2 separate regions of the Mus musculus genome follow, and region 2 is linked to region 1. The links are chromatin loops, found by intact Hi-C in ENCODE. Cell type or tissue: left cerebral cortex. All regions are shown on one strand.

The links. Peaks named below come from ENCODE experiments on the same cell type or tissue, not always from the same donor. Only the 100,000 strongest peaks of a DNase experiment are listed, where the experiment ranks them.
Region 2: it touches region 1 in a loop (1.9-fold over the local background); 16 of 42 quality-filtered maps call a loop at or near these places.

Annotation. Positions count from the first base shown.
Region 1 is chr8:127,588,404-127,590,903 of GRCm38, forward strand. All of the region lies in intron 22 of Pard3 (par-3 family cell polarity regulator), which reads left to right. Among named protein-coding and RNA genes, the nearest start is that of Gm32478, 41 kb to the right of the region's middle. In left cerebral cortex, CTCF peaks have their summits at 121 (motif pointing left) and 1,078 (motif pointing right); DNase peaks (open chromatin) are centred at 86 and 1,084.
Region 2 is chr8:127,346,939-127,349,438 of GRCm38, forward strand. The region is part of intron 5 of Pard3 (par-3 family cell polarity regulator); the gene reads left to right. Among named protein-coding and RNA genes, the nearest start is that of Gm9909, 110 kb to the right of the region's middle. In left cerebral cortex, no CTCF peak of the experiment used is centred here; a DNase peak (open chromatin) is centred at 1,141.

The sequences.
Region 1 (2,500 bases):
TGCAAAGAGGTTAAGCACACCGACTTTTCTTCCTGAGAACCTGGGTTCAATTCCCAGGACCCACCTGTTGTCTCAACCTTCTGTTAATTCCAGTCCCAGGAGATCTGATGCCCTCCTGTGGCCTCTGTGGGCACTGCATATACGTGATGCAGTAGTATGCCTGCCTGTCAAACATCCATACATATAAAAACACATAGTAAAAATAAACAAAAAATTAACAGCTGATCTTAACAGCTTCCTTCCCACCCCCAATATTTTCTACACATGGCCTGCTGAGCCCCAGGAATAACTCTATCTCCAAACCCACTGCATCTGTCCCTCAGGACTGCCATTCAGAGATCAAGGGGCTGCAGTTGACATGGTAGAAATAAATGACTTAGGAAAGCAAACAGAAAACAGCAGTGCAGAATATAAAGTAGTGGTAGCTACTGACTGCCAACTGCCCTCTTGTGTTTGGCTTGTCTTGGATCAAAACAATACATTAAGTCAATGGTTAAATTTAAGGTAAAATAATATTTATAATTTCTGTTTTTCTGGGCGGTGGTGGCACACACCTTTCTGGTGGTTTTGGGTTTGTTGTTGTTGTTGTTGTTTTTCTTTTAAACCTTTATAGATTTGTTGTGACTTTCCCATCATGCAGTGCAGTCCTGCTCCTCTCCCTGTCCCTTTACACACACACACACACACACACACCACCACCACCACCACCATCAACAACAACATCAACAACAAAACAAAGCATAGAAGGCGTCTCATCGTGAAAGCTGTAGTGTGTCACAGTGTTCCTCACAGTGTACCTCTCTGCCTGCACATCTTCACTTGAGAGTGTTCATTGCTTGAGATACCCGGTTTCTGTGATACTATCAATATTGGACCCTCATCAGGACTCCTCCCCAATATCCTGTTGTTTCCCTGTGTGCTGGAGATCCTGTAGATTTAGAACAGCAGGGCTGGCCTTTTCATGGGTCTCAGCCTTCCACAGATGATACAGGTTTTGAGATGGGCCAATTCAGAGTCCTGGATCTGGGCCTGGGTGGTAGTTGAGCTGGTCAGCCTGCTGGCTCTACCTTATCTTCACCACCAGGGGGAGCGCTCCAGCACTGCTCCAGCTAGAGGTGTCACACACCTTTAATCTCAGCACTCAGGAGGCAGAGGTAGGCGATTTCAGAGTTCAAGGTCAGCCTGGTCTACAGAGTGAGTTCCAGGACAGTTGGGGTTACACCGAGAAACGCTGTCTGGAAAACCAAAATCAAACAAACAAAACAAAAGAAAGGAAGGAAGGAAGGAAGGAAAGAAAGAAAGAAAGAAAGAAAGAGTGAGCTAGGAATGGATAATTCAGTTGGTAAAGTTCTTACTGTGCACACACATAGGGAACTAAGTTTGATCTCCAGCACCCATGTTAAAACAAAACAAAACACTGGCAATGATAATCCCAATATAAAGAAATAGAGACAGGCAAATTCTGGGGCTTGCTGGCCAGCCAGTCTAGTCTAGTCAGTGAGCCCCAGGTCCTAGTTAGGTTCGGTCATATAAAGTAAGTTACCTGAGGGACAACATCCAAGTTGACTTCTGCCTTCCATGTGCATCTGTACATGTATCCATAGAAACATGAGAATACACATACATACTCACACACTGAAGGTAAATTGAAGAACATTCTCTGGCCTGTTGGAACCTAGAACCCCTCCCCTACCATCTTAGAGCCTACTTGTTGAATGTCTCCTGGGCCCTGCCCTGATTGGCTCAGTCTTCATAAACAGCACACTTACCATATTCTCCTAGATGGTCATTCTCAGACCAGTAAGTGGGGACAGGGACGGTTGTGCAACCTGTGCCCTCACCCTGTATACCAAGAGTATCAAGTTAGCAGGCCTGCAGAAGCTCCTCTTACACTTAGCACAAATAAATGTGTCAGCTGTCATAAGGGAGAAACACACACGGCCCACCAGGAAGCTCCAAGCCAGGTGTCCTGTTTCTAATGACCTCCAAGTCCCACTATACCATGCATCTATGATGGGCCAGAAGTCTGTAGGACAGGACCCAGAATACAGTAGAATAAAGCCTACATCATTATTGAACTAAAGCAAATTTTCAAATAGTACACACACACACACACATGCACACACACAAGCAGTCAAGCTACAGAAACCAGTATTGCAAGAGAAACTAAGTGTTAGCATTTGGACCAAAGTTGTCTTTTGTATGTTAGTAGAGAGCATGCTAAACCCCCATCATCTGTGTACAGATCCTCATGATATGGGGTCTCTGGAAATGCAATTTCTAGACTCCTCATTAAGACTTCTTTTGTCTCAGTCATCCTTTGAATCTACTTTGGTGCTGTTTTTATTTTATTCCTCACTGGGGTTGGGAAAATAGGAAGAAAAGAAACAGACCAGTTTTAAATTGGCACAAGCCTTAATCTAGGTTGATTGGGATGTGTAGGGATTAGTCACTGTTGCTAATGAATATTTAAATCTCCTTTGGCTTTCTTGGCAAAAGA
Region 2 (2,500 bases), 240 kb before region 1:
CTTTCGCATTTCTTTCTGCCTCATTTGCTCTTTTGCATTGTTGACTGGCACAAAAGTGATTAATAACCACGTGGCAGAGCCAATATTAGACTATCTTGAAATCTCCTACACTGAAGAAATTAGTCCATTACTTTTTAATTCAGCCTCAGGCAAGTTCTTAGGACTAGAGCAGAAAGCAGCCACATTCTTTGCTACGATAGCATGTGAATGGTCCCTAGCCAGTCATGGATTTCCCTCCTCCTAAAATCTCATAACCCTGGGCCAGCTTCCACCTGGCTCTTAGCACCTCTGTCTTCCGAGCTCTGATGAGAATGGTCCATTAAATTCCATTTTCGATATTCAACCACTTTTCTCATCCAAATTCCCTGAGTCTTCTTTATTTTTAAAAAGAAAACATAAACGGGGGCAGGGGTGGGGGTGGGAGAGGAGAAGGGCAAGGACAAAGAGGTAGAGGAGGAACTATGGCGAGGTCTGTCAGCACTCTGGCTCTTTTCCTGTGTACTAATCTATCTAATAATCTCATTCAAGCCACCAGTGGTCCTTCCCAGTCAACCTGTGTCTCCTGGTAACTAAGACAGCACTGCAGTCCCCCAGTGCCCTACTTACACACTTCCTGAGTCTTTGGTTTGTAACAAAGTTGCCTTCTAGAGAAAGTGCCGTGCAACAATATCTGAGTATGAAAAGAGATTTGCAAAGCTGTCATGGGCTTTAAATAAATAAAATCTCCCCGTTTCTAGGAGATTTATGTTCACTGTGAGAACACGCGTGCTATAAGATACAGTACGATCCATTGCAATCTTACCACCCCTACAGGATCATTCCTGAACATCCTCTGATGACCGTTATTTATGTTCTTTCCTTAAAGCAAAACTCTTCATGGACAACTTAATAGAGAAAACCCTCACTTTATATGAAAGCAAATTTATTATATATTCAGAACTTATTTTTTTTGGTCATGAATTTTATTTTCTCACAGAACCTACATCCACACTGGCCAGTGTCCCTGGGTCGTGTTCACTTCTTGACAACTCTGGGTCACATCCCACAAGTAGAAAATGACTTACAAGCATGGGGAAATGGCAGAACATAAATGAAGTTTTTAGACCACAGCTCTGCCTCTGCAAGTGGGAGGAATTCTGGCTAGACCAGATTTTCCATAATAAGAACTGCTTGCTCCTCGATGTGAGGAGCAACTAGCTGTAGACATGCTTGTGGTTTTTGGAGTTCTTCCTTGGAGGTTGAGAGAACAGGTTCTCTATCTTTCCCCAACTATTTTATTTTCCACATAGTGTTTTCCATGATTTCATCACTGCCTGATTATGGTGAAATGGTTAGAGCTGTCATGTCCTGTATTCAAGTGAAGAAAGCAGGCTTAGGGCTTAGGACACAGATCACCTTTTGGGCTTAGTGAATTAAATAGGCCAAGGCAGAGCCAGGATTTCTGCCCCCAGGCTTGTTCCTGTATGCCCCTGCACAGAAAGACCCAATTTCATATTGTATACTCAGAAAACATTAATAAAACTTTTGCATGTCAGTAATAGCTCAACTCTACAGGCAATCAGGAGCTTGCCAGGTGGGCGTGCAGGTCTGCCTTGCTGAGTAAAGATATTGTCTGTTCTTCTAGTTATTGTGAAGGGTTGTACTAAGGGTTATAAGGACATCGACAGCATTAACCAGGGCTGCCAAATCATCAGGGCAGGCTAGCAATTGGCATTTTACATTTTTCATTTTTTATACATCTCTCTCTCTCTCTCTCTCTCTCTCTCTCTCTGTGTGTGTGTGTGTGTGTGTGTGTGTGTGTAAAATTTTGGCACTGTGATTGAACATGTATTTTTAAATTTTGAAGATTGTTTTAAGGAGTTGCTCTAACAGCAACAATAATTCCTTAAGAATTTTGTTACTGATTTAAATGTCTTCATTAAATTTTTTATGTTTATCATTTATGTGTGCATGTAGGAGCACGCATGTGAACATCAGAGAACAACATGGAGGAGTCTCTGTCCATCCACCATGGGTTACAGGTGTCAAACCCAGGCTGCCAGGCTTGTCATCAAGGCTTTACCCGCGGAGCCTTCTTACCAGCCCTCTATTTTATTTCATTTTTCCTTGTTGTTTTAACCTCAGTATATAAATTTTCAACTTTTAAAGGTTATTTATTTATTTGAGACATGGTGTCATATATTCTGGGCCAGCCTCAAATTTACTGTATCATGGAGATAAAAAGGTCTCAAAGCAAGGAAACTTTGACATTTTGAAATAAAAACTCGCACTCTGAGGTGGTTAATATGTGTATCTGGCTCCCTCCAAAAACACATTTGTAACATGTATTGGTTTTTATCTTTAATTTCTTTTTTTATATATGTGTGCTTTTAAAGTTTTCATCTTTGTTTCTGTTGTTAACAGAAAGGTTCTCACTATGTAGACCTGGAATTTGGAATGCTGGGATACGGGTGCATGCCACCATGCCTAGCAGCCAAACCCTTTAAAGCATTACCCCAAT